Regions from separate parts of the Mus musculus genome. Here region 2 is linked to region 1. A link is a loop called in an ENCODE intact Hi-C map of the cell type or tissue named here. Cell type or tissue: heart. All regions are shown on one strand. Each heading gives the region's core, and the rest is flanking DNA. Links, peaks and the distances in the headings are about the cores only. Region 1 holds the start of Tbcc (tubulin-specific chaperone C). Region 2 overlaps Bicral (BRD4 interacting chromatin remodeling complex associated protein like).

What was found. Hi-C counts contacts between places; a loop is a spot of excess contacts. Peaks named below come from ENCODE experiments on the same cell type or tissue, not always from the same donor. Only the 100,000 strongest peaks of a DNase experiment are listed, where the experiment ranks them.
Region 2: a loop joins it to region 1, with 2.3 times the contacts of the local background. A loop is called at or near these places in 5 of 42 quality-filtered maps.

The regions. Positions count from the first base shown.
Region 1 is chr17:46,883,305-46,897,902 of GRCm38, reverse strand. Tbcc (tubulin-specific chaperone C) reads right to left here and starts at 7,282. Exons shown (of 1, transcript NM_178385.3): 1 at 5,440-7,282. The coding sequence starts at 7,213. The coding sequence ends at 6,188. It also overlaps a transcript of Bicral not described here. In heart, for the core only: a CTCF peak has its summit at 9,179 (motif pointing right); DNase peaks (open chromatin) are centred at 6,712, 7,282, 8,122, 9,192 and 2 weaker places; H3K4me3 peaks cover 5,683 bases; H3K27ac peaks cover 4,953 bases.
Region 2 is chr17:46,803,412-46,818,009 of GRCm38, reverse strand. Bicral (BRD4 interacting chromatin remodeling complex associated protein like) reads left to right here. Exons shown (of 11, transcript NM_001100452.1): 5 at 3,972-4,077; 6 at 5,986-6,086; 7 at 8,384-8,442; 8 at 9,516-9,661; 9 at 10,520-10,614; 10 at 11,356-11,458. Among named protein-coding and RNA genes, the nearest start is that of Bicral, 21 kb to the left of the region's middle. In heart, for the core only: a CTCF peak has its summit at 7,871 (motif pointing right); no DNase peak of the experiment used is centred there.

The DNA.
Region 1 (14,598 bases), core at 4,526-12,525:
GGAAGAAAATGTTTGTAGTCACTCATCTTCCATTTGCTTCTCTAGATCCTGTCTTCATTTTCCTGCCCTGACCTGTGTCCTGCAAGGTGCTGTACCAAGAGACTGCACTGCTCTGCCATTTCCAGTTGGGTCCAGCCAGTGTCAGGCAGTAGGAGATTCAGGACCCATGTGGGCTGGCCCCCAGTTGCCTCCACTCTAAGGGTTGGTGTGTTCTTCCACTGAAACCTTCAACGCTTGTACGGTGTCCTCCCCCACCTTCTCCCTCTCGTCCAGGTAACAGCGTCAGCCTTAGGGAAGGTCAGGTCTCGAGCAATCTCTTGCTTTTCCTAAACTCTGCCTGCATCTTTGTAAAGCTTTGTAATGCTCCGATGTTAAGCTCTTCCAGATTCTCGACTTTCTTCACAAGCCCTCTGCCTCCCACCAGGGCCCTGCCTGATGCTGTGTGTGATTAACGACTTTGAGTTCAGAGGAGCTGGAGTGTGACCAGTCAGAGGAAGTGGAACAGCTGGAGGGAGGGCTTGTCTTCACTGCCCAGGAGCGAGTCCCGGAGAGACAGGGAGCCTAGGAGACGTGTAGACCAAGAAAGACACACTTTTAAAAGACCAGTTTGGTAGTGGCATACAAAATGGTTTAAACAACGGAGAAGGGGAAACAATCAGAGTTAGACTACAAGAAGATAACAGTTGCTATCAGATTGGCAAAGATCCGGAGCTTAGCCAGCTCGAAGCATGGGAAGACACAACACCCTCAGAGCACCTGTAAATTAACCGACCTCTTAGGAATACCACTGATGCCAATATCCTGGGTGCTCGGAGCCTGTTGAGGCAGGGATTTCAGTCCTAGGCTTTGGCCTACAACTAGAACGGCACAACCCTGAGTCGTCTGTACACACAGATATTCCATGATAACTTTTGCTTCTCTGAGACAAGAGTTTCTCTGGGTAGCCCTGGGTGAACGGGAACTTGCTCTGTGGGTCAGGCTGGCCTTGAACTCAGATCGGCCTGCCTCTGCCTCAGAGTGCTGGGATTAAAGGTGCATGCTATCACACGCAGCTTGTTGACAACTTTAATATTCCTTAGATGCTGATGAAGTGAATCATAGGTTCCCCTTGTAAAACCATGGTTAACATCACTTGTTATTTAGTGTACCCGTAGGAAAGGGGCAGGATAGTATATGTGCTTCCACTGGGAAGAAAAGGCTATTCAGGGTTTATAATGTAGAGGCAAGAAGAAAACTGATAGTGAAAGTGACTTGTCTTCAAATACACAAAGGTCCAAGGTCAAGCAGGGAGATTAATTTTTCCCTAATCCTCTTGTATTTCCCTTTCCCCCTTTTCCTGTGTGTATATGGCTGTTTTGCCTGCACCTGAGCCTCTGCACACTTACAGGCAGTGCCCAGAGAGGCCAAAAGAGGAGGTCACATTCGGCCAGGGGCTGGAGTTAGTTTGTTAACTGCCATGTGGGCGCTGTGAAGGATGTTAACGGTGAGGTTTGCCGAGTCACGGGCATAGGCTGTGAAACAGGTGGCATGAAGACCAGGTGTCTCTCAGGGAGGCACAGAGGACCCTGAACAGTAGGGAAAGCTAAGATAGCCAGCACCGATTATGGTTCAAACTGTCTTGTCTATTACAACTTGCTGCTTTGTGGCCAAGCGTAGTGGTATATGCTTGTGATATCAATACTGGGGAGGTCGAGGCAGGGAGATGAAGAGTTCCAGCCTAGCCTGGGCTACATACAACCCTGTCTGAAGGACAAACAAAACAAATGACAGATCTCTAAGACCTAAGGGATTTCAAGGCAATTTGTATTTACTTAGTGGACTCGGTGGGAGCTCACTTGTGCCTGCCTATGTTAAGGGCAGAGGTATATTCCTCTTTTGACCTTTAGGTTTTTTGTTGGGGTCTCTCGGGGCCTGGAGTCTACCTCTGGGCTATACTGGGGGGGGGGCAGGGAGCCCCCTGACTCTCCTGTCTCTGCCTCCCTGACGAAGATCAAGATTACACAGCAAGCCCTCTGACCGCTTGCTGGGGCAACCTGGTTGTGGCTCTCTGTTGTATAGATAGTGTGGCTCTTTTTCTTGTATGCGCGTCTGTTTAGCTTTTTTTCTATACCATATTCGTCCTTAAATACAACTCTGGGAAGTTTCTGGGAAAGGGGTTGAGGGTGTTACTAGAGAAGGAGATGGCTCTGATGTCTGTTAGGAACAAACTGCTCTGGTCCAGGCCATTCAAGCAGCCAACCCAGATGTATCTGGACAAGGGGTTCCGGATGCGGAGGCTGACTGCCTTAATTGTTCCCTGGGAAATTCCAGCCAACTCATGATGATGATGAAGTTATGCCAGGAAATATTTGAAGCAGGAAATGTTTTGGAGAAGCCTGAAGCTTTAGTAGTTAAGAGAATTGAATATATGCCGGGCGTGGTGGCCCACGCCTTTAATCCCAGCACTCGGGAGGCAGAGGCAGGTGGATTTCTGAGTTCGAAGCCAGCCTTGTCTACAGAGTGAGTTCCAGGACAGCCAGGGCTACACAGAGAAACCCTGTCTCGAAAAAAAAAAAGAGAATTGAATATGCCAAGGAAAGGGAACACTGGACCTGGGTCACTAAAGACAGGAATGTCCAGAGACTTCAAGGGACAAGATAGAAGAAATAGCTGGGTCTACTGGACCACTGAGCAATGGTGAAAGCCCCCATGAGGGGAGAGCTCTAATAATACAAAGCTTGATCCAGAAATATTATTGGGCAAAATTGGAAGATATACATATAATGACATAAAGGGGTGGGCAGAAGAGTTGGGACCTTGGTGGGGGGGCAGGGCTGTTGGATTAGTGAACTGACCTTCTTGGAGAGATGGGAACACACTGATCTGAGCCCCTGGTGTTGCCTGCCCAAGGAAACTAGGGTACCCATTCTAAGAGCTAGAATTCAGGCTTGTGAGGGAGCCCTGGGAGAAGCTGCAAGGGGAATTAATATTGCACATGGAAGAGTTTGAAAAGTAACATTTGGATGAGTTCAATAAATTGGAGGAAGAGATCCTACAAATTTAGGCAAGTTAAAAACATTAACGTCACCCTGACCTGCTAGCACTTTGTTCTTCCGCTAATGTTGTAACCACAAGCTTATGCCTGGATGACCTGTGATACGGGGGCTTTTCGGGGAGTTAAGAGTTAACGTCTAACTTGCTTTATAGAGACTGAATTGTGACTTTATGTGTGTGCTGTGCTTTTCGGTGACATAGTTACACGGGGGTTTTCAGGAAAAACAATGGGTCTGAGGAAAATAATGAAAAGGCTTTTGATTATGAATTATTACTTAACAAGGAAGTGTGTAGCCAATAAAAGACTGAGATGCACTCAGAGAGAGAAAACCGTGAAAGCTGCTTCTGAGCGCAGCTTCAGGACGAGTCACCCATCAGCTGGCACCTGCATCCTTGCCTGAGACTGATTTCATGCCAATTCAATCCTACCATTTTTTTTTTACTTATGCAGATATATGATTTTATTTACTTTTGTATATGTGTAAGAGAAAGGGGTCTTACTATATAGCCTATGTTGGTAGTACACGTATGTACCACCATACCTAGTTCATGTTTTCACTTTTAAAAATCTATATATCTTTCCAATTCCAGAAGGTGTTAATTCCATTTTCTTTGCTTTCACTGAGGAGTCATTCCTGTTAGATTTTCTTGCTCCATAAGCCTTTCTCAAAACTCTCGGTGACAGCCGCCATAATCCCATACCCCAGCACTCTGTATGTCTGACAGGACCATGTGGACAATGCCACGTTCTGCTGCCATCTCAAGCAATAGTTGGGCCCCTTGGACATGGCTGCAGCAGCCTCTGCATGCCTGTTCAAAGGCTTCTGTCTGGGCTTAGATATCTTCCGCGTGTTGTCTCTGTTGAGCTGTTCAGCGGCTTGCACCTCCCACTGAGGGTAACCCTCCTCGGTTATGTAAGTCCAACTTACTCCGCATCACAGTAGCAAATCTCCAATCCTACCATTTTTAAGACCCTCCAATGACTGAGGCTGGTCCTCGGCCACCACCGAGCCATCTCAGCCCCAGCACTCTAATTACTGACTCATTTTCTCCTTATTTTGGTTTTTCAAGATAAGATTTCTTTGTGTAAGAAACCCTGTCTCAGGCGGGCATGGTGGCACACGCCTTTAATCCCAGCACTTGGGAGGCAGAGGCAGGTGGATTTCTGAATTCGAAGCCAGCCTGGTCAACAGAGTGAGTTCCAGGACAGCCTGGGCTTCAAAGAGAAACCCTGTCTCAAAAACAAAAAAAGAAACCCTGTCTCAAAAAAAACAAAAGATTTCTCTGTGTAGCCCGGGATGTCCTAGAACTTGCTCTGTAGATCAGACTGACCTTGAATTCAGAGCTCTACCTGCCTCTGCCTCCCAAGTGCTGGGATTAAAGGCGTGTGTCACCACTGGCGGCTCCCAATATTTTTAACTTTTATTCTTGTTTTTTTTTTTCCCCCTAGTGATAATGGAGATCAAATGCCAGAATTAACCAACACCAGAATTTCTCTAAATGTAGTGAGTAGTTGCAGGGCCCTTAGCGTATGCTACTGGTGTGTTGCTTCCTGCAGTGATCAGCTGACTGACCGACTCTGACGAAAACACTGCTCCGTGCATCCCTCTCCTGTTGCTATCCTTTTAAGTAACTGACGTTTCTCCTTAGTAGATGCTGCACATCCTGAAACTATTAGCATTCCCTTCCACAGCTAGTGGGTAAGGGGAAGAAACTCTGGCTCTTTTCTGACTCAGGAACAGTGCTGTCGTCTGAGGCCACCCAGGCCCCTTCCTATACTTATTGACATCCTGTCAGTCCATTTTCCCAAGAAGCTACTGTAAGTCCTCTTCTGGAGACAGTATATATATATATATAGATATATCAAACATAAGGCATTAAAGGCATATTAAAACCTAAAACAGTCACGTCCTAAAATGAACTCCCAGGCTAGATACAGGGAGATACACCTGCAACCTCATTACTGAGGGACAGCCAAGTGTATCTTTGCGACAGCAAGTGCCAGAGTTGGGGCTACACAGTGAGACCACTCTCAAAAGCAAATCAAAGCAAAAAACGTAAATGCTGCAAGTAATACTGCTGGAGTGGTTTCTGGAGGGGAACAAGGCGGTAAGAGAGGGTGTTAGGGAACTTCACTCAGCACACTGACCTCTGGATGACCGCTAGCCGCATGGCTATGACGGGCAACTTAATGTGGCCTGTGCTTAGCTCTCTTCCCAGTTCAGTGCTATTGAGTGTGTTGTAGAGATGGGGCACCACGGGGAGTGAAGCCTCAGGCTCCAAATCCCAGCCTTCAGGAGGCTGAGTTCTGAGGCCAGCCTACAGAGTGAGTCCCAGGTTAACATGGGCTAGGATGGGGGCTCACCTTTAAAACAAACAAAAAAAAAACAAAACAAAACACAAAGATGAGTCCACACCTACTTTCCAATTCCAGCAGCACATCACATGAGCGGTGACCTGATGCCACCTGTTTTCTCACATGAACATGGTGAGAATAGAAATGGCCTTGTAGCTCTTGAGGGAAAAGAAACATGAGCAGGGTGTGGTGCAGATGCTTAGAGGTAGAGACAGGGGCATCTCTGTGAGTTCCAGTGGTGTATAGTGACCCCATGTCTCGACAAGGAAGACGGAGGGAGGGGAGCTGGCCACTTTAACCGTTTCAGTCTTACAGCTAGCTGGCTCCTACACCTCTTGGAGGCCATTCAAAACTTCAGCCCTAACACAACACTGGATTCCAGAGGTTCAGGAAGGAGTCTTCATAGCCTTGCTGAAAAAGACACAGAACAAACCTTTAGTGGGAGGAAAACAGCCGTTAATGGAGCTTTTATGGGCCTACTTCTTCCATTTAAACCGTCCGCTAATGGAATTCTCCGGACATCCTTATTATTTATTGAAGACCCACTTTATCACTCCCTGTGATCAACGGTAAGAACAGCAAATCCCTCAAAGCTCCTCCATTCTCCCCCTAATTCTTCACGCTGTCATACTCAAAGGGAGGCAGGGGAAGGCCAAACCAGCAAAAGTCTGTTACACTGCTATGAATTTAATAGGACTCACAGGAGGGGAGTTTCAACAATTTCTAACCCCTATCACCGCAAACATAAGACAATATCAGGTAAACCGAATGGGACATCACACTGAGTGTGGCCAGTGCTCAATCCCACTGGATGTCTCTCTCCTCTTCAGGAAGAATACTCCAGTTTGGGGAGGCCACGTTTCGGGCCAGCCAGTTGAAATCATCAACCTGGTCCCAGTTATTTTTGCTCCTATCTAAACCGGAGTCCTGGAAGTCCTTGTCGATCCCCGGGTAGCTCCAGGTGTAAGGGGCAAACTGGATGCCGCTGCAGTCCTCCACGATAGCCCTGCTGGTCACTTGCAAGAAGACGCGCGTGTCTTTGGTAGTGTGCACACGGAGCTGCTGGCAAGCCACAGCCAGGACGCAATCTCGACAATCCTCCAGAAACACAGAGGTGGTCACTGGGCCGCAGAGCACCTTGCAGCCGCGGGCCTTCGCAAGCCGCAAGGTGTTGGGATTGCCACACAGTTTGACAGTGCAGTTGGTCAGGTCGCTCAAAAGGACGTCGCGCTGGTGCAGCTCTTCAGCTCTCTTCTCCAGGTCTTGGGACTCCAGGTTGGAGAAGCCACAGGCCCAGCTGGCCCCGGGAGCTCCCTCCTCCTCCTTGGTCACCGGTGGAGAAGGGGCCGCCGAGGCGACGGGTGCGGCGTCTACCTGGGCGGTCCCCGCAGCATCCTTCTTCCGTGCCTTGAAGGCGAAGCGCTTCTTGGGCTGCAACTCCTGGCGACGTTCCGTTAGGACAGCCTGCAGCTGCGCCAACGCCGCCTGGCCCTGCCGCAGGTCGTAGGCGGCGAGGAAGAGCACCGAGTCGTTCAGGAGCTTCCGCAGGCCCTGGAGCCGGTTGGCCGCCTCTTCCAGCCGCTCCGCCGACGCCTCGCCCCGCAGCAGCTCCTCGACCGCTGCGCGCTCCCGGGCGAAGGCGGCGGCGAAGAAGCCGCTCTTCTCCTCCTCCACCTCCTGGTCCTGCCGCTTCTGCTTGCGTCTCTCCACCTCTATCTGCCTCTCCTGTTCGCGCCTCTGAAGTCGCTCGGGCACCAGGCTCAGGTCCCGCGGGGAGCCAGCGGCAGCGTCGGCCAGAGCCATGGAGCAGTCCACACCCTCCATCTTGACTCCAGGCTTCCTCCCCCGCCGCCTTGCCTCCGAGCGCTCGCTCTCCGCGCGAGGCCTCCCACCAACGCGCGCTGTGATTGGCCAGCTGCGGTGACGTCAGCTCCCTCCATATTCTCCTCGCCTATTGGTTTCTTCGCGTTGGAGGGGCGGGAAGGAGGGCGGGGCCGGCTGACAGGAGGGGGTGGGGAGACAAAGGTCCTGGTGGATGGGTGGGGTGGGAGGCAGTCGGGTGAAGCTTTTTTTTTTTTTTTTTTTTTCTTCTTAAAGGGGCAGGACTTATATCCGGGATTGTGGGGTGAGTTGCAGCAGCGGCAGCTGCACATGTGGGTTTGTTTATAAGAACAAGGTTAGAAACTCGCAGGCCTCCCCCTCCCCCCAGCTCCTCCCTGCTACCCCCTTACAGGCCGGAGATCTGCTGCAGGGTGGTGGGGAGGAATCTGTGCTTGTGGTGTTGTGGGGGACAGGTAGTGCGAGAAAGATGGAGGGGGGGGTTATTGCACCTCCCGGACCGCGTCGGAGGAAGCTGCAGCTGGAACAGCTGGCCAGGGAACCGCTTGCATGCCTCTGGGTTTTTTTCTTTCTTTCTCTCTCTCTCTTTTTTTTTCCCTTTCCCTTTTCCCTTCCATCACCTCTTTGCTCAGCCGGTCCCTGCCGCCCCGGTAACCCTCATCCTTCCTGCCCTCCCCCATCCACTGCAGCTCGGCGCGGCCTGGGGGCGTCTGGGTCCCCGTGGGCAGTTACTGGGGCGGGAAGAAAGCGCAAATCACCGCTATGGGAAAGACTGGGTTCCTCGCTGGAGCGGGCTCCGGGGTTCCTGGGGGAGTCTAAAAACAGATTATTTTTTTTAATGGCCAATTGCTGCAGTCGGAGGGGGGGCGGGGGAGGATGACATGCCACCCCCACCGTCTTGCTCCCTGACGCGGTGGCAGCCACTCCCTGCGCAGCTGGCAACCGCTGGCCGCGCGGGGCTAAGACCCTCAGCCGGAGCGCCTCGCTTCTCCCTATAGGGCCGGCGGTCTTTAGGAAGGCGATGGGGAAACGGTACATTATTTCTAGAGGTGGTGGGAGGGATTTGTCACCGGAAGTGAACGAGCCTAGCCTAAAGTCCAGACCAACCCGAGGTGCGAGTGGGCAGCCAAGACCGTGCAGTCCCTGGCAGAAGCCCAAGGCGGCGGCCGCCGAGGACTCGGGTGGCATCCTCGCGTGCTGCCTTCAGCCACCGTGCCTTCTGGACTCGGTGGCCCATACAGTTCTCGGTTTCAGCCCCATCTCCGCCCTTGTTGCCAACCTCCATTTTTGTTCTTTTAATTGGGATTTTTTTAACTGCCCAAAATACTCATTTGAAAATTTACCAATATGCCTGCGTTTTCCTGCAGATAAAGATGGGAGGAAACGAGAGCCATTCAATTAAGTTGGCATTAAGACTTGAGTTGCAAGCCTCACGTCCCATTTGCCTCCTTTCCTAACCATAAAAAAAAAAAAAAAATCCAAACCTCAAGCACAAAATCTTGATTGAAGAGAAAGCATTACACTACAGAATCAAAGACAAGTGTCACTGGGTGGCAAATTCTTTCCTAGGTGGAGGGTTGGAGTGGGAGATCACATGTTACTGTGTTCTTGTCTGTATACCTGCTGTAACAGAGCGCCGATGAGGGGGGCGGTCGGTGGTCACTTATGCAGGCTCCTTATTTTCGTCAGTTTTGTTTCCTGGGCAAGCTAGATGAGGCTCTTGTTTTCTACTTTTTGAAAGCACTTTTATTTCACAAAAGTATGAATTTTGGACTCTTGAAACACAGCTGATGACTTTGTTCAGGTCCCCGAAAGGAATGTAAGAGCCGCTTTCTTTCCTGAAAGATAGATTTTTTTTTTTTTAGATTTATTTATTTGTCTTTTATGTATATGAGTATTTCCTGTGCGGTCGATGCATGTGCTCCACGATGCAGTATGCGGTGTTTCTGGAGACCAGAAGAGGGCGTCAGATCACTGGAACTGGAGTAGACAGGTAGTTGTGGCTGCTCTGTGGGTGGAAGGAATTCAGGTCCTATAAAAGAGCATAGGTGCTAACCATCGAGCCGTCTCTCCAGATGAAAAATAGATTTAACCTATGGAGATTAAACGAAAACTGATTTGCTATAGGAAATAGCAACGACCCCTCATTGGCTTTGCTTTAGTTTCCCAGTATCGGAGCCTGCTCCATTCTAATTAAGAAAGTTTCAGGGCATCAGATGCATGCCTTTAATCCCAGCACGGAGTTCAAGGCTAACCTGGTCTACAGAGCTTGATCCAGGACAGTCAGGCTACACAGAGAAACTCTTCAACCCTCCCACCCCCCATCCCAAAGTTAGTTGGTAAAAGGTTTCTTGAGCTTGGAGTTTGGACTGTAAGCTGTTGTGAGACTATCAGTGGTTTTTAGTGTAGGCTATTTGCAAAGTAGAAGCCAGTGTTACCAGCCCTTTCAAGATTATGTTTCTGCTTAAGGAGAGGTTTTTGCAGCGTCTGCTTGACATGAAGGTGCTGAAAATTGTCTGTTGTTTAGCCTAACGTTTAAGCATCAAAGGACAAAAGATGGAGGGTCCCACAGTTGACTCCATTGGGAAAGCTTTTTTTTATTATTATTAAAGAAGTGTGAGGCATGAGAACGGTGGCTGTGAGGTGGCCTTGGTGGGCTGGGTGATTGTTTTCTATCCCCAGGCTGGAGTAGGCGAGCCAAGGCAGGTGTCAAGCTATGTGTCTGGTTTCTGAGTTCAAAACCACAGGCAGGTTGTTAACTGCTGACCGTTTGCCAGACCATGTTACTTTCTCTTCCTAACATTTGAGGGCAGTGAGTTGAGATGCGTCCTTGACAGGATGGTCCTGGCTCCGCAAAGGTAAGTACCCACCGTGATGGGAGGACGGGAGGCATGCAGAGGGCAGCAGCATTAAGTGCAGCTCTCAGGGCAAGGCTGACGGATCTTGCAGACAGCTTGCAAAGTGAAAGGATAGAACAGCTATGAGTTTTAATGTTTTATTTGGTTTGATTTATGGGGGCAGTATGGACACACCACACCACGGGAGTGGAGGTCAGAGGACAGCTTCCAGGAGTTTCTCTCTTCTACCTTTATGTGGGCTCAGGCTCTAGGCAAACACTTGACCAGTTCAGCATTCCCATCTGTCCACTTTTTGTTGTTGTTTTTTTTGTGACAGGGTTTCTCTGTGTAGCCCTGGCTGTCCTGGAACTCACTCTGTAGACCAGGCTGGCCTCGAACTCAGAAATCTGCCTGCCTCTGCCTCCCAAGTGCTGGGATTAAAGGTGTGCACCAACCACGCCCGGCCTGTCTGTCCAACCTTAACTTATATTTAACAATGGTTTGTATATTTTATGGTTCTCTGTATTGGGTTTGACTTTTTTTTTTTTAAAGTTTTATGTGCTTTGCTGATTGGCCTTACATGTATGTCTATGTGAGGGTGTCTTATTCCCTAGAACTGAAGTTACAGATAGGTGTGAGCTGCCATGTATGCTCTGGGAATTAAACCTGGGTCTCTGGAAGAGCAGCCAGTGCTCTTAACCACTGAACCATCTCTCCAGCACCCAAGGGTTTTCTGTCTTTCTCTCTTTCTTTTTTATCTTCCTATATGAGTAATTGGCCTGCGTGTATGTGCACCATGTGAGCTCAGTACCCACAGGAAGAGAGCCTTGAACCCCCTGAAACTGGAGTTACATACGGTTGTGAGGCACCACGTGGATGATGGGAATTGAACATCTATAAGGATGCTCTAGCCACCGAGCCATCTTTCCAATTCCTACATGATGTTATAATGCCTTAACAGTGAACCTTAAACCAAGCTTTGGTGGTTCATGCTTGTAATCCCGGCACTCAGGAGGCTGAAGCAGTAGGATCAAGAATTCCAGGCTAGCCGGGCGTGGTAGCACACACCTTTAATCCCAGCACTCGGGAGGCAGAGGCAGATGGATTTCTGAGTTCAAGGCCAGCCACCTGGTCTACAAAGTGAGTTCCAGGACAGCCAGGGCTATACAGAGAAACCCTATCTTAAAAAACAAAAAAAGAATTCCAGGCTAGCTTGGGCGATATAGAGATCCTATCTCTTAAAGAAGGAGAAGGATTAGGATTCTCATCTTCGTAGTTAGATGCCCCAGGAAATCAGTGAATGGGGAAAGCATTTAAATGAAAGAAGCCTTGGTCTGGGCCCGGACAGCTCAGGAATGAGGCCCCTTGCTGTTCAGTGGGCTTTCTCGGAGTTGTTGGGCAGATGGCAGAAGCCAGCTGCACCTAGGCAGATATGAGCCCTGTTTTGTAGTGGTTGGTTGCCAGAGGGAAGCGGTCACCTGTTTACCTCTCAGCAAGCAAGCTAGGAGCATGCCTGGGTTGTGACGCGTTCACTGAGGGAACCTAGTCCTCTCTTATCAGAGGGTAGGCCAATCTTCCTACCACTAATGCTAACATTTCTGGTACAAAGACAGCTGTGAGGGCATGTCCTGTTCTTCAAAGGGACCGTCCTTATACGGGAAAGCAGCTGCTTTTCCTCGGCCCCCACTCCTGGCTGCCTCCTCCCCCTCAACACGATGTCTGCTAAGGAGTTTCCTCCATTGTGCCTCGGGCAGACGTTGCTCAGGTTCTTATCTGCTGCCTGCTTATCAGAGCTAACTGTGCTAGGGGTGGTGAGACAGACACCTCAGTGTGGAAAGCATCGGCCAGGCAAGCCCAGCGGCGAGCCTCCGAGGATCTCACACACAGAGTGGTAGAAGGAAAGACTGCTGCATAGAGCTGCCCTCTGAGCCTCACACAGTTGACACACACAAGATGCACATCAAAAGAAAAAAAAGAGCTAAGCCAGGGAGACCCCAAGGCCGCCAAAGTTACAAAGATACACACTTCACTCAGTGGGGCTGGAGAGATGGCGCAGTGGGTAGCGTGCTCCTCTTCCAGAGGCTCAGAGTTCAGTGTCCAGCACTCAGGTCAGGTGGCTCATAACTACCTGTGACTCTGGTTCCAGGGAATCCAGTGACCTCTTCTGGCTTGCACGTGTGAGTGTGTGTGTGTGTGTGTGTGTGTGTGTGTGTGTGTATATACTCATAAATAGAAAAAAAAAAGATATACACTATACACCGGGAGCCAAAGGCTTAGGAAATAATCACACAGATTTAAAAGAGGGAGAAGCGTCAGCTGGCAATGCTCTGACTGGGACGAGAAAGCAAAGGAATAGAAGTCAGCGAGGTGCTCTGTTCCGTTTTGATTGTGTGTGTCTGGAGGCCAGAAGGAAGGATTGAGCCGAGAGGAAAAACCTAGAAGAGAGATAAGACATAGCATGCAGTGTAAGAGACATCTTCAAAGACTGGAGGCACTGGGGCCAAGCACAGGGGCAAAGATGCACTTTGAATGGGAGATGGGATGCTTCTTGGCTGCAGAGTGGGATTTTGTTTTAATTCTTTAAATTATTTTAAAACATAATTTTGCCGGGATGGAGAGATGGCTCAGTGGTTAAGAGCACTGACTGCTCTTCCAGAGGTTTTGAGTTCACTTCCCAGCAACCACATATAACGGAATTCAATGTCCTCTTCTGGTATGCATGAAGACAGCAACAGTGTACTCACACACATAGAATAAGTAAAATAATAATAATTTTGCCTGCATTTGTGTATGTGTATTACATATGTGCAGTTCCTGGACGTACAGATAGCTGTGAGCTGCTTTGTGGGTGCTGGAATAGAACCAAGGTCCTCACCAGGCGGTGGTGGCGCAGGCGTTTAGTCTCAGCACTCAGGAGGCAGAGAGAGGCAGGAGGATCCCTGAGTTCGAGGCCAGCCTGATCTACAGAGTGAGTTCCAGGAAGCCAGGGCCACATAGAGAAACCCTGTCTCAGAGAGAAAGGAAGGAAGGAAGGAAGGAAGGAAGGAAGGAAGGAAGGAAGGATGGATGGATTGGGCCTCTTCAAGAGCAATGTGTGCTCTTAACCACCGAGACATCTCTCCACCACTGTGTTTTTATTTTATTATTTGTTTGCTTGGTTGGTTGGTTGGTTTGGTTTTTGTAGACAGGGTTTCTCTGTGTAGCCCTAGCTGTCCTGGAACTTCCTCTGTAGACCAGGCTGGCCTCGAACTCAGGGACCCTCCTGCCTCTGCTTCCTGAGTACTGCCCCTGAAGGCAGGCACTACCCCCACCTAGCTTTAGTTTTTAAACTGGTGTCTGGATGCATGTGCCTGTGTGTCTGTGTGTGTGTGTGTGTGCCGTGAGCGTGTGTGTGTGTTCTTGAAGTCCAGAGAGTGAACTCTGGAAGATCAGCAAATACTTTCAACCACAGCGCCATCTCTCAAGCCCCCGCTTTGGTTTACACTGTGCGTTCATAGGGAGGTCAGAGGACAGCTTGTAGGAATCAGTTCTTGACTTCCCCCATATGGGTTCCCGGGAACACACTCAGGTTGTCACTCGTGCCCATTTCACCAGCGCCATCTTGTTTGGGGGGCCAGTGTTTCAGATAAGCTAATGAACCCACGAGCTTCCAGGACAGTTTTCCTGTCTCCACCTTCTACATCACCTTAGGAGTGCCAGAGTTACAGATGTGAGCCACCTGTCTGGCTTGTTGTGGATTTCAGGGTTCAGACTCAGGTTGCCAGGCGTGAATGGCAAGCGCCCTTGTCCTCCTCACGGTCCCCGCCCCGTAGCCGCTTGTAGCAGAAAGTATTTTACTGCAATGGTTCTTTGCAAATTCCTGACCACTACCTCTCGCCTTCTTCACAGATTTCCTCTCCTTTCCTTCATCGGCCAGGCAGAACTCCACTTTCTATCCTGAACCCCCTTCTTGTCTGTCTCTCCTTCCCATTTGGCAAGGTAACGTTCTCCAGGGACCTAAGCCCTGTTCATGTTTTAAGATTTGAATCCAGGCTTCCGGCATCCAAGCTGTCACCATCGCCTGTCTAATCCCAATGCCACATCTAATTGTGCCACAGCCACAGTCTGACGTCAGGATCATGCATAGCGCGTCTCTGTCTCTCCTTCCTCTCTGTTCTGGTTCCCTCTCCCTGTCTATGCCTTGACTCGCTCTGGTCGTCCCCCATACCATGCTAGCATAAGCTGATAGAGTCTCTCTATGTAAAGCGTCTGCTGGCTTGTTCAGAGCGTTCAGCCTCCTTGTGTGACCTCAGAGCCACAAAGCCGTTGCCATTGTGCCTTACCAGCCCCGTGTGCCACCATCGCCTCTGTAGCCACCCATTCCCTCATTTGTCCAGCACAGGACATCCATGTACTTCCATGTGTCCTGCTGCACTTTTTAAGTCTGGCTAACTTGCGCTGGCCACCCTGCTAGACATGCAGGTGTGGCGGCGGCAGTAGACAGGGCTCCTGCAGAGCTAAGTGAGAACTGTAATCAGTGTGGTGTGAGGCGGG
Region 2 (14,598 bases), core at 4,469-12,468, 80 kb after region 1:
ATTAGGTGTGGCCCAGATGAGCTTGTGACTCCCTGCTCATCTATACCTCCCCCCTCCAGACCGTCCGTGTAGTCCCGTCTCTGATCTGGTTGCTTCTTTGTGCTTATCCTACTTTCTTCTTCTCAGTGCTCCAGTTGTCCCAAGGGGCGAGCCCATTGGAGGCACTCGCACGGGCCCTCTGCCTCTGACAGGTCACCTACCGCACTGAGCACTTCTGCCTGCTGCTGGAGGCGTGGTTGGGAAGGCCTTGCCTCTAACTGAGAGCCAGGCGTCCTCTGTGGAGCCCAAAGGAACACCAGGCTTTACACTGCCTTCTAAATGGATCCAAATGTACAAGTCGGAAGTAAGCCAGGTGCTTTTTATGAGAATTTAGCGTGTCAAGCAAAAACTATGATAGGTCTAAGCCTTTTCAGAGCTCCAAAAGGTTTAGTAGCTCTAAAATTCCTTGAGAGCCAGGAGCCAGCATGCACCCTCAAGGCCTTGGGTGTGAGGGTGCAGGTGCGAGCGAGCTGAATTCTCTGTCTTGGTCTCCAGCCCTGCCTCTCTCCTATCCCCTACCCCACACACACATACACACCTTACTGTGTCTGCAGGTGTCCAGCTAGACAGACTTGCTTTCTTCTCCTATGCTTTTAATAAGTCTCTAAACCCTATTTAAAAAAACAAAACGGGGCTGGTGTGATGGCTCAGTGGGTAAGAGCACCCGACTGCTCTTCCGAAGGTCCAGAGTTCAAATCCCAGCAACCACATGGTGGCTCACAACCATCCATAATGAGATCTGACTCCCTCTTCTGGAGTGTCTGAAGACAGCTACAGTGTACTTACATATAACCAATAAATAAATCTAAAAAAACAAACAAAAAACAAAAACAAAACAAAAACTGCCCGGCGTGGTGGCGCACACCTTTAATCCCAGCACTTGGGAGGCAGAGGCAGGCGGATTTCTGAGTTCGAGGCCAGCCTGGTCTGCAGAGTGAGTTCCAGGACAGCCAGGGCTACACAGAGAAACACTGTCTTGAAAAACCAACAAAACAAAACAAACAAACAAACAACAACAAAAAACCAAAAAACAAACAAACAAAAAAACCATTTTTAAGGCAGGGTCGCTTACTATGTAGCTCTGACTGGCCTCAAACTCACAGACATCCACCTGCCTCTTTCTCCCCAGTGCTAATAGGTACCCACCACACCCAGCTTGAGATTCTTCTGTGAAAATCTCTCTCAAACATCCTCTCCATGAATGATGGAGATATTGGCAGTAACCAAGACAGTGCCGGGCCCTGACCAGATAATTTTTAACCCTTTCCCTGGAGCTGCACGTAAGCCGCCTTGTGACAGTCTCACACAACAGTGGAGGCGGTAGGCACAGTGGTCACAGGCCGCTGGATACTGTGCCTTGCCTCTTTCCCGCGGTCATATTCTGCAGCAGGTGCAGGGAGCCTTCCTGGGGAAGCAAGTGTTGGGTCATCCCTGCCTGTGCCCTGTCAGCAGGTGGCGTGTGGCTAAACCTGTCTTCAGTTCTCTCATCTGAAAAAACCGAGGAACTTAGCTGCATAATCGAGGCAAGTGGGGAACATTCTAAACAATGTGACACCTGCCTGCGCCTTAATCCCCATAAATTCTGATCTCAACAGCGTGGAGCAAGGACCTTAGGCACCAACATTTTCCAAAAGCTCCCAAGCGACGCTAAAGTGCAGCTAAAGTGGGGTGGAGGGCCCAGACCCAGCCAGTTCCCGCAGCCGGTTACAGCCCTCATGTCACCTCATTAGACACGTGTTCCTTGTCATGGCGATTGATGTGGGTTCAGCCTCTGCCTCACAGCTCCATTCCAGAGCACTAGTCCTCCCAAAGGGCTAGCCTGGTGACTGGAGCCAGGCCCTCTGGGAGCTCCTACTCCTAGGAGGAGGCCACATCCCTGGCCGGCATCAGGGTCTCTGGTGCTCCAAGGTCCTCTGAGTAGGCAGACACATGGTGCTATTGAACCTGCACTGTGGCACCAGCCTGCCCTCTCCATCTTGCTTCTGGGGCTCCTTCCCTGCACCCCCCCACCTCCCTGTCTCCTTGCCTGTTCTTTTCACTTTACTGCACACTAAGGATGTGACCTCAGTCTGTGCTCAGTGCTGAACACTGCCGCTCGCTCTTCAGGCCCTAGAACATAGAGCCCTGTTTCAGGATCAGTGAGAAGCCAGCTTGCATACACTGTATTCCAAGTGGACATGTGTTAGGTTTGGGCAAACTCTAACAAGATGGCACAGCACAAGACAATGCTGACAGACCTGGGACCATCCACTGTTTATTTTGTGAGAGTGTATGGCCGCACAGGCCACAGCGAGAGTGTGCCGATCAGAGAGGGCCACTTGCATGGGCTGGTTCTCTTCTCCCGCACTGCCCCGGGGCGGGGCCCAGGGACTATACTGAGGTTATCTGGCTTGATGGCAGGAGCTTTACCTGCTGACCCTTCATGCTGGCTGCTGACCTGTGACCTTCCAAAGGGACGCAAAGGCCAACAAGACAAAAGGTCTAGGTGGTGAATGTTCCAGAAAGGAGAGATCACAAATGAAAGCCTGGGAGAGAAGGTGCAATGTGCTATAGGGGAAGGAAAGCAAGTCCAGGGGACACGAGGAAGATGTTGGATAGGAAAGGTGTGTGAGGTGTGCATCCTATGGGTCTTAGGTGACAGGAGCCGAGTTATGCCAGACGTGAGCCTGTGATCCCAGCACTCAGGAGGCAGATGCAGGGAGATGTCGTTGAGTTTGAACCTAGCATAGAACAACCAGGGCTACATAGGGATAACTTGTCTCAAAAACAAAACAACCGCCAGGCGTGGTGGCACTCGCCTTTAATCCCAGCACTTGGGAGGCAGAGGCAGGTGGATTTCTGAGTTTGAGGCCAGCCTGGTCTCCGGAGTGAGTTCCAGGACGGCCAAGGCTACACAGAGAAACCTTGTCTCAAAAAACCAAAACAAAAAACAAAAAAACAACCAGTGTCCTAGGCCAGGCGTGGAGACACACCTGTCTGTGGTCCTGGCTCTCAGGGGTTGGGAGGTAGAGACCAGCTCAGAAGTTTAAGATTAGCCTCAGCTACAAAGTAGTTCTGAAGCCACCATGTGCTTTGTGAGACCCTGTCTCAAAACAGACAGACAAACAAACAAACAAAAAACCCCAAAACAAAAAAGAGCCAATGTGTTAACTTGAGTGTGAAATATCAAAGACTCATGCTAGCCTTGTAGTGGTGGATATGGTGGGAAACACGGGCTGCGCGGGGAATCAAAACAGTGACGTTAGAGCTCATGATTGGCTGGATCTCCAGTAAGGCGACCATCTGAATTGAGCCAATTAGATTAAAAAAAAAAAAAAAAAAAGCTAGATTAGATTAAATGCAGGTTTACTGAGAAGCTGGCCCCAAGGACCAAGGCCCAGCAAACTCACCATGGGGAGGAGGGAAAGAAATCATGCACACTAAGAGAGCTGAGAGGAAGAGAGAGGGAGGACAAGGAGACCGAAGTGTCTGGATTATATAGGGAAGCGCCTCTTTCTGGGACAGCCTGGAGCCCAGGGCTGCCTTGATATGTATGTCCTTTCAAATGTGTCACTCTCTGGTGACCAAGTATCAGTGGGCCTATGGGGGCCATTCTCATTCAGACCACCACAGTTTTTAAGTGAATCAGATCCAAAGGATCTCTTGTCTTCTTTTGGCTTTTTTTTGTTTGCTTGTTTGTTTGTTTTCCGAGACCAGGCTGGGCTCGAACTCAGAAGTCTGCCTGCCTCTGCTTCCCGAGTGCTGGGATTAAAGGTGTGCGCCACCACACCCGGCTCTCTTTTGGCCTTTTTTGTCACCAGGTACACACATCCTACACAGTGTAGACACATAGACAAATCACTCATGCACATTAAATAAATCGGAAAAAAAAAAGCAATCTCTTAAGACTTAAAACAATAAATTAACATTCCTCTTGGCTCTTTGTTCTACAGGCTCAGAAGAAGTGTTTGAACCAGACCTCCCCCATTCCCACATCCAAGACCACAGACGGCTTGAGGCCATCACAGATCCCTGGGCTCTTGAGCACCGCACTGCCAGGTCAGGAAACCCCTACGGAAGTTCTGCAGTCTGCCCTGAAGTCTGCCCGTCCTGTTTTTGCGTTCCTGGAGCATGGCATTGTCTTCCTGCCTCCCTGTTTGCACAGTGTTTCTGTTTGCATCTTACCTAATCTCCTTTCTCCTTGATGGCTCCTTTTCTCTGTACCCTGCCCACCCTAAGAATAGAGTGTGCTCCTCTGGCTGTAGGGCACCGTTGATTGGGGATAGATCATTTACCATATCACTCAGAAAGAAAGAAGCACTTCTAAAGTGTGGCGCACGCCTTTAATCCCAGCACTCGGGAGGCAGAGGCAGGCGGAGTTCTGAGTTCGAGGCCAGCCTGGTCTACAGAGTGAGTTCCAGGACAGCCAGGGCTACACAGAGAAACCCCTTCTGGGGGGAGGCGGGGGGAGGTTATGTAGAAAATGTGCTTCTTAGAAGTGATGGGCCTTGGCTCTGCAAGGCTCACAGAACTTTGTGACCAGTCCCACACTGCTATGTGTGCGTGTGTATGTGTGTGTGTGTGTCTGTCTGTCTGTGCATGTTTGGAAGCCCCACTCCCCAAACTGGACACCTATAGGCTGTCTGTCTGTCTGTCTGTGTGTACATGTTTGGAAGCCCCACTCCCCAAACTGGACACCTATAGGCTGTATCCAGTCTTAAGGCACTTACCACTTGCTGGACTCCATTCCTACTCAGAGTAGAAACAACCTTTGGCCTAAGACCGAGTATAGCAACTTTTCTTACCAGCTCAACACATGGTTTAAAACAACAACAACAACAAAAAAAAACAAAAAAAAAAACAAAAAACAACAAAAACAGAAGCTAGCGCGTCCCTTCCTGCAAGTGTATTTGCAAGTGTATTTTGGAGGTCTGAAGTGCTGGCAGGCTTATTGTGGGGCTCTTGGGGTCCCACTTGAGGTTTAATAATAAAGACACAGAGACATCTGTGCAGTGTAAGACCTGTTTACTGGGGCAGTCTCTCAGCTAGCCTCTATTATATTATTATTATTATTATTATTATTATTATTATTATTATTAAACTCGACTTATCCGGGTCTCTCCACTTTGCCTGCCTCCCAGCTAAATCCCATTCTGCTTCTGTCTGGCCTGCTTCTCTACCTCCTAGATCAACCCTGGCACTCTACCCCAGCCTCAGCCTTCCTCTCTTTATTCTACAAAAGCCACATTCCTTATCCATCCAGTCTGAACCAGTCAGCAGCTGGATAACCTTCTTTTTACCATTCAGGGCTGTGTGACCTTTATGCTGCTGCTTGCTTTTTAACATGATAATCTCAGAGAAGCATAGGAGGGGGAACCATTCCCTACATAATAGTAAACAGTTCCCTAGAGCATCCTGCCAGAATTGACTCTGCCAGCACAGCCATTAGCAATTAAAAATACTGGGACACACCCACATTGCCATTAGATTCAATGTGGAAGAGATGGGGGGCGGGGAGGGGAGGGCAGGCTACCCAAACATTGGCTGACTTATTTCTCAGAAGCAGACTTCTGAAAACTACAGGTAGCTTTGTCTATTTATTACCATGGACTAAGTAGGTTCTATTTATTACCAAACCAGAGTTTAATAGTGCCTGCCTCTGCCTCCACTGCCAAGAGATCAGTGCCTCCCTTTAACTTCCTCCCAACCGGTGTTCTTCAAGAAATTCTTTCAGACTGGGTGTGGTGATCAAGCCTTTTCTCACTGCACTCTGGAGGCAGAAACAGGACAGGTCTCTAATGGTAAAATTAGAGTCAGCCTGATACTCAGCGAGAAGTTCCAGGCCAGACTGGGGTACATAATGAGACCTTGTATGGAACAAAGAAAGAGAGAGAGAAAGAAAGAAAGAACTCCTTTTAGAACACACATACTGGATCTGACTCCTGTCTTCTACCTTCATTCTAACAGGACAGGATTCTGGAAGCAAAATTATGCCAGCGACCTTGGGGGCCACACAGGCACAACCAGAAAGCTCAGTTGGATCATCCCCGAGCCAGACAGCTGTGCAGGTAGGAAACGGTTTGCAGTTCCGTTCATGGTTTCTAACCAGAGTGTGCAGTCTCAGAAGGCTTTGTCGTTGGTACCTAACACGGGGCACACAACTAGTCTGTCTCCAAGTGCTTGCAACAGTGTGAATGCTGAAGACTTTCCCAGGGGGCCAGGCCTGGTCACATCACGCTTCCAGGCTGTGTCTTTCTCAACTGTTCCTGACATGTTTCTGGTGCCTCATGAAGCCATCATAGATTAAGGGCTGGGATGTTGTGAAGCACTTGCCTAGTGTGGGTTTAGTACCTAGCAGTGAGTACCTACATACACACCAGTACCCTCCGCATACTAGATGGACGGACGGATGGACGGACGGATGGACGGGATGGACGGATGGATGTGCTTACTGGATTATGGGTTGTCCTACAGCTTAGAGTCATCTGAGATGGAAGCCTTATTGAGGAATTGCCTGGAAATGAGATTGCCCTGTCTATAAGAGTGGGCACGTCTATAAGAGAGCCTCTTGATTGTCATATTTGTCAGAGGGTCCACCCCACTATGGGTGGCACCATTTTTTGTTTAAGAAAGCTAAACCTGAGCCTGCAATGGAGTAAACAAGTTAGCAAGCAGTGTTTTCTTCGAGGCCTCGGCTAATGTCTGCCCTGACTTCCTCAGTGATGGTCTGTGACCGGAGAGTGCACACCAGAGAAGTCCTTTTCTCCCCAAACTTGCTTTTTTTTTTTTTTTTTTTTTTTTGGTTTTTCAAGACAGGGTTTCTCTGTATAGTCCTGGCTGTCCTGTGTCCTGGAACTTACTTTGTAGACCAGGCTGGCCTCGAACTCAGAAATCCACCTGCCTCTGCCTCCCGAGTGCTGGGATTAAAGGCGTGTGCCACCACTGCCCGGCTCCAAACTTGCTTTTAATCAGAGGTCTTACCAAACAAGAAGAGACCTATAGCTCAGGGGTAAAGCAGTTGCCTAGACTGTACACCCTTGGGATTGATCCCCAAAAGTGCTGTACAGACACACATACATACACAGAGAGAGAGAGAGATCTTGGGGCTGAGGATTATAGAGCTTTGCTTGTTATGCAGATGAAAGACAGAGTACTTATGGACAATGGCAACTCAAGGATGAGCTTGGTTTGGCTCACTGTTGGCGAGTGAGTGTGGTCTCTGGCAGGGACCAGGAGAGCAGCAGTGGGGAGCAGCTGGCAGAATTGTGTCTGCAGCCAGGGGACAGAAAATGGCAGTGCTCCCTCCCTCCTTGTACAGTCCTTGGGATGGTATGGGGGTGGGGGGGGCTCTCATACAGGAGCCCAGAGCTTTCTTTCCTAGAAGGTTTTGGCTCCTCTCAGGCTGACAGTCTGTAATAAGTGTCACAGGGTATATATAACTCAGTAGTTAGCCTTTGCCTGATGAGCACAAGTCCCCAGCACTTCACAAAGAAAAATCAGAGCAGTCACCATGTCAGAGTGGTATCTGTCCCACAAATTGTGACCAACCTGATTTTCATAATGAGTTCCAGGACAGCCAGGGGTCCATAGCAAGGCAAGATTTTTTTGTTTGTTTGTTTTTATGTGAGGACCAATCATGAATGCATGAAATAGGGCATTTCTGTAGCTGTTTGACTCAACTTTGTAGTGTATAAAATCTCAGAGCATTTCACACTACTAGTCTTAAAAAGGTAGGAAAGCCATTTTATGTTTAGCTTTTTTTAAAAAACAGATTGTTTTGTTTTTCTTTTCAAACATTTATTTATTTTATGTACATGAATACACTGTAGCTGTCATGAGACACACCAGAAGAGGGCATCAAGATCCCATTATAGATGGTCCTGAGCCACCATGTGGTTGCTGGAAGAGCAGTCATTGCTCTTAACTGATGAGCCATCTCTCCAGCCCTATGTTTAGCTTTTTGAGTTTTTTTTGGGTTTTTTTGTTTGTTTGTTTGTTTTTGTTTTTTTGTTGTTGTTGTTGTTTTTCGAGACAGGGTTTCTCTGTGTAGCCCTGGCTGTCCTGGAACTCACTCTGTAGACCAGGCTGGCCGCGAACTCAGAAATCTGCCTGCCTCTGCTCCCATGTGCTGGGCTACACAGAGAAACCCTGTCTTGGAAAACTAAAACTAGAGTTGCTATCCAGCTTTCTGTAGATATAACTTTGGTACTCTTTGTTACAAGGAAGCTGTTTGTGCTTGCTGGGCTCTGTCTTCAGCGGGTTGCATTTTAAAGTCCTTGTTGACAGATAATAGGAAAAACTTGGAACACAGTAACCTTTATCTATAAGTGTACTTTGTGACTTTCTCCCTGTGTTTTATCGTTAGGTGGATAGTCATCCAGGACAGAAAAGGCCTGCTGCCAAACAGCTGACTAAAGGAGCTTTGTAAGTTCTATTTCAATTCTTGTTTTCTCAGAGTGCTACAGGGCCTTTGTAGTCACTAAACATACCACATATCTCAGTTATAGTGGCTGAGTTTCTTAGCCTTTTCAAAAATGTACTGCGAATGACAGACCAGCCAGGGCTACAACTTTCTTTTTTTTTTTTTTTTTTTTAAGGAATTTGAGAGCTGGGGCAATGGCTTAGTTGGGAAAGTTCAGACTGGAGTTCAATCTCTGACCCACATAAAGCAAGCCATACACAGCAGCCAGCTCTTCTAAGCCCAGACTGGGGCCAGCAAGTGAAAGGAGCTTGCCACCAAGCCTGATGGCCAGAGATAGGTCAGGCTCTGCAGCCCACATGGTGGGAGGGAAGAACTGAGTCCTCCAGGCCGTCCTCTGACCTCCATAGGTGCCAGGGCGCTGGTGCTTTGGTACTCACGCAGCCTCACACAAGAAAAGAGGCAGCAGGGCTGTTGATTTACTTTGAAAACCTTTTCCTACAGTTTGCTTTCATCAGGACCTGTAAATAGATCAGATAAAGTACACTGTTGTTTTGTTCTTGAAGAGAATGCCCCCTGTCTCTCGAGACAGAAAAACCGCTTGTATGTGGACTGTTATTGGACTGTTGCTAGCCAGTGGTCAGCCATTGCTGTGGTCTCTCCAAACACCCACACTGAGGCCTGGTGGGAAAACTACGGGTTTGTTTGTTTTTTGTTTTGGGTTTTTTGTTTTTTGTTTTTTGTTTTTTTTTGGTTTTTGTTTTGTTTTGGTTTTTGTTTTTTTTGAGACAGGATTTCTCTGTGTAGTCCTGGCTGTCCTGGAACTCACTCTGTAGACCAGGCTGGCCTCGAACTCAGAAATCCGCCTGCCTCTGCCTCCCAAGTGCTGGGATTAAAGGCGTGCGCCACCACACCTGGCTGAAAACTATGTTTTTGAGGTCAGGGTCATAGCCCAACAATAATAAGAATGTGGAGAATGCTGTCCGTTGTCCTGTAGAACTGTACTGTAGTTAACTCGCCTTTGGACTCATTGGCTTCCTATGTGGCCTTAGCTGAACACTCACTCTCCCTCTTAAAGCATCCTCCAGCAGTTACAGAGGGACCAAGCCCATGCTGTGACACCCGACAAAAGCCAGTTCCGGTCACTAAATGACACGGTGCAGAGACTGCTCTCCTACCACGTGTGCCAGGGCTCCATGCCCACGGAGGAAGACCTGAGGCAAGGTGAGCAGCCACAGCCCAAAAGAACAGTGCAGCGCCCTGACTGGGAGACAGGCAGCTGTTCTTATCACAGGCATAACTTGCTTTCTCAGTACCCCAGCCTGTAAGGAAGGTAGGCCCTGTTCTTAATAATCCATGAGTGGCTTCTCCAAATGCCGTTCCTTGCTGGCACAGGGGCAGCAGTGAGGAACACAAGTTAGCTCCCTGAGGCTCCCAAGCAAGTCTAAGACATTGGCTGAATGCCTTGGGACATCCGTTTTAGGAAGGTTAGGAACTTCTGAGAATCCCACACACCCGGTGCCTGTCCCTGCTCTCTGTCACTAAGTCCAATAGTAGAGCTCTGGTGTTACCCCACTTTCCCTCCTGCCTGCCAGGCTCTCCATCCTCCACTGCCATGGTCTTGATCCTCCCAGAGCCTCTGATCTCCCCACAAGCTGGGGCTTCCTGGGAGGGCTGGCGAGTGGCTTCCAGAGTCAACTGCAAGTATCTTTAAAGACTCTAGGAAGCGTGGGTGGGAGATGTGACATCTCTTAGACAGTCTTTCCTGCTTCAGCGCTTCCTGCCACCTGCTTCTGTGAAGGGACAGAGGCTTGGGGAGCCTGTCAGCCAGAAAGTGGACTCCATTGCTCTTTCTTCCTGGCCCGCCTACAGCAGCTGCCAGTAATCCGATGTTGGTTTTCTGGGCTGTGTTAGAGGGAGTTCTGTTACCACACAGGGACCCCGGGTCTCTGCAGGATCTTAAGCAGAGGGAAGCTTGCTGCAGATCGGCTGTTGGGATGAGTTCCTGTCAGGCTCAGGAACAGAGGCCCTCAGTCTATGGATGATTCTCTTACTGTTTTCTCCCTGTTTGTTTGTTTTAAGTGGACAATGAATTTGAAGAGGTCGCCACTCAGCTCCTCAAAAGGACCCAAGCTATGCTGAACAAATACAGATTCCTGCTCCTAGAAGACGCCATGGTAAAGTGTCCCCTAGCATGGCTGCTTGCAGCTCAGCCAGCTCTAAGGCCCAGCGAAAGAAAGGCTCGAGGACTTCATAGGACTCCCCACCAGGGCAGAGTTTACACAGCAGAAGTGTTTAAGGTTGAAGGAAAACTCCACACTTAGCCATTGCTGGGAGGGACAGTGGCAAATGTCATCTACAGCCATTTCCGATAGGGAATTTCTGAGCCACCACAAGAGACTACCTTGCTAGGCATGGTGGCACACTCTTTTAATCCCAGCCCACAGGAGGCAGAGGCAGGTGGATCTCTGTGAATTCAAGGGTAGCCAGGATTCTGTAGTGAAGCCCTGTCTCTAAAAATGAGCTCTGTTTTTTTTTTTTGAAAGATTTATTTTATGTATATGAATACACTGTTGCTGTCTTCAGACACACCAGAAGAGAGCATGGGATCCCATTACAGATGGCTGTGAGCTCTATTGTTGCGAAGGGGCTACTTACAGCTGACTGTGGCTGCCAGTGCTTATAATCCCAGCATAATCAGGAAGCTGAGGCAGGATGATTGTCCTTGAGACTTTGTTGTAAAATTAGCAGCAAATGTGATAGCATCCTGTGTGTATAGCACATGTGTGTGTAGCAAGGAGCTCAAGAGCATCTAGGCAGCAAGCTCTCACCTACCCCTGCTTCCTTCAGTACCCAAGCCCAGAGGTTTGAATGACACAGTCAACGCTTCTGAAGTGACTGGCCTCTCTCCATTTCAGAGGATCAACCCCTCTGCAGAGATGGTGATGATTGACAGGATGTTCAACCAGGAGGAAAGAGCTTCCCTGTCGAGGGACAAGCGTCTGGCGCTCGTAGATCCTGGTAAGAGTCATCAGGGTACAGGGAGAGTACAGGTAGGCAGTTTTCCCAGCAGTGTGGCTACTGGGAAGTTTTGTGAACCAATCTTTGGTGAGTCCAGCAGGCAGATCGGGAATTCTGGGAAGGAAAAACTGACAAAGTTGAGAGGGGTGTGTGGATATACCAAGACTGGCTGGTCTACAAGATCCAAACTGGAATTTCGCATTCAGTTAAGGCCCTGGTTTTCCCCATTAAACTTCAAATCCTGTCTTTCTAATCTTGGAGAACTAAATTGAGCCAGGGGCTTCTCAGTGTATTTGGAAAGGCCCTTGCGCTGCATTAGAAAGCATCAGTGCAGCATGGTCCCCGATTGTGAGCAGAGGACTTTCCCCTCGGCCGACCAGGGTCCCGCCCCCTGCGAGCTTTCCAGTTTTCCCTACTGACAACGGGCTCACTGTGGAGCCCGGCTGACCTGGTGCTCTTGTGTAGGCCAGGCTGTCCTTAAACCACACAGCCTGTCTCTGCCTCCCAAGTGCTGAGGTGAGAGGGGTGAGCACTCAGATCCAAATCCACCCCTTTAAAATATTTTTTAAAATGTTTTTTCTGTTTCATTTTTAAAAGATATGTTTATCGATTGGTTGATTGATTGGTGTAATATATGTGAGTACACTGTCACTATCTTCAGACATACCAGAAGAAGGCATCAGATCTCATTACAGATGGTTGTGAGTCACCATGTGGTTGCTGGAATTTGAACTCAGGACCTCTGGAAGAGCAGTCAGTGCTCTTAACTGCCAAGCTGTCTCTCCAGCCCCTCCTATTTCCTAAGATTTCCTTTTTAAATTATGTGTGTATGGCAGGCAGCACATGTGAGTGTAAGTGACCAGAAAGGTGCTGGCCCTTCTCGGGCTGGAGTTAGAGACAGCTGGAACCCTCCTGAAACGACAGCTGGGAGCCAGACTCAGGAGCAGTGCACACACTTACCTGCTAAGCCATCTCTCAGACCCTTAATTGTTAATTGTGTTTGTGTGCGTGTTGGGGATGGGGGAATAGGCACTGAGTTCAGGTGCCTGTGGAAACTGGACGTATTGGATTCCCTGGAAAAGGAGTCGCGAACCACAGAACATGGGTCACTAATATGTAGTCCTGGCTGGACTGATCTCAGCAACCACATGGTGGCTCACAACCATCTGTAATGGGATCAGATGCCCTCTTCTGGTGTGTCTGAGTTCAAGGCCAAGCCTGGTCTACAAAGTGAGTTCCAGGACAGCCAGGGCTACACAGAGAAACCCTGTCTCGAAAAAAAACAAAACTAAAACCAAAAACAAAAAACAAAAACAAAAAAAAAAAACCAATGTGTGTATATTATTGTGAAGGCCTGCATGTGGTGTGTGTAGGTAGACATACACACGGCAAAGCATCTGTGTGGAGGTCAGAGAACAACGTGTGGAAGTCAGTCCATAGCTCTCCCTGGAACCTTGGTTGTTAGGTGTGTGCAGCCAAGGCTTCCTCCTCTCTCTGGGCCATCTCACTGGCCTGAGCCTAACACGAGGTCCTGCCTTGCTCAGCTATATGTATTGCCTAGGTTGATCTCAAGTTCATGTGCCTAAAGTGATCCTCCTGCCTCAGCCCCTGAGTAGCTGAGACTAGAAGCTGAACAAATATAAATCACAAATACCATAGCAGTCCATGGAATGTAAGTCTCACGTGGATTTGTTTATGCCATCTATAAAAATGCTTTTAGAACTCACATGCTAGATAGGATTTGACATTCTGAGTTGTTTTAAATTGCATCCTAGCATTTTCTTTTAAAAAAGATTTATTTATTTATTTATTTATTTATTTATTTATTTATTTATTTATTTAATGTGTGTGAGTACACTGCAGCTGTACAGATGGTTGTGAGCCTTCATGTGGTTGCTGGAAATTGAATTTAGGACCTCTGCTTGTTCCATTCAACCCCGCTAGCTCTGGTCTGCCCGACTCGCTCAGTCCCTGCTCACTTGGGCCCAAAGATTTATTTATTATTATACATAAGTACACTGTACCTGTCTTCAGACACACCAGAGGAAGGCGTCAGATCTCATTAAGGGTGGTTGTGAGCCACCAAGTGGTTGCTGGGATTTGAACTCAGGACCTTCAGAAGACCAGTCAGTGCTCTTAACCATTGAGCCATCTCACCAGCCTGCTTTTTTTTTTTTTTTAACTTAAAAAATGTGTGGGTGAGAGAGAAAGAAAAGGTGTGAGTATACATGTGCATGACAGAAGACAGCTTGTGGGAGTTGTTCTCTCTTTCAAACTTGTGGTCCTGGAGTTGGACTGTGGTCATCAGACTGGCTGGCAAGCTCCTTAAGTCACTGGCTGTTTAAGATATATATATATTATAGATTTATATATACACATTGTGATTGTGTGTGTATGTGTGTGTGTGTGTGTGTGTGTGTATGCAACATATATGGGGGTGTCCTCAGAGACCAAAACAAAAAGAGAGCTTTAGATTCCTTGGAATTTGAGTCCACAGGGACACTCTCAGCTGCTGTGAACTCAGGTCCTTTGGTAGAGCAGCAAGCACTCGTGGCCTTTGAACCACCTCTCCAGCCCCTGGAGTTTGTATCTTGCTGTGATCCCAGTAGTGTCTGAGTGCATTCGCTCCATACCGCAGCGGGCTCGTCCCCTGTGGCCTCACTGCTGCCTTCCTTTGCTGTAGTCTCCTTTCTCCAACACCTAGTCTTCTTTTTTGTTCTATTTGTTTGTTTTTAGGTTTTTTGTTTGTTTTTTGAGACAGGGTTTCTCTATATAGTCCTGGCTGTCCTAAAACTTACTCTTTTAGACCAGGCTGGCATCTAATTCAGAGATCCACCTGCCTCTGCCTCCCAAGTGGGGATTAAAGGCATGTGCTACCATCACCTACTTTGTCTTTTTGTTTTGTTTTTTTGTTTTTGTTTTTTCGAGACAGGGTTTCTCTGTATAGCTCTGGCTGTCCTGGAGCTCACTTTGTAGACCAGGCTGGCCTCGAATTCAGAAATCCGCCTGCCTCTACTTTGTCTTTTTTTAATATTTTTAAACTTTTATGTATATGGTTGTTTTGCCTACATATACATGCCTGATGCTCAAAGAGCCCAGAAGAGGGCGTCAGATCTCCTTTGGGGGGGGGGGGGTTGTTG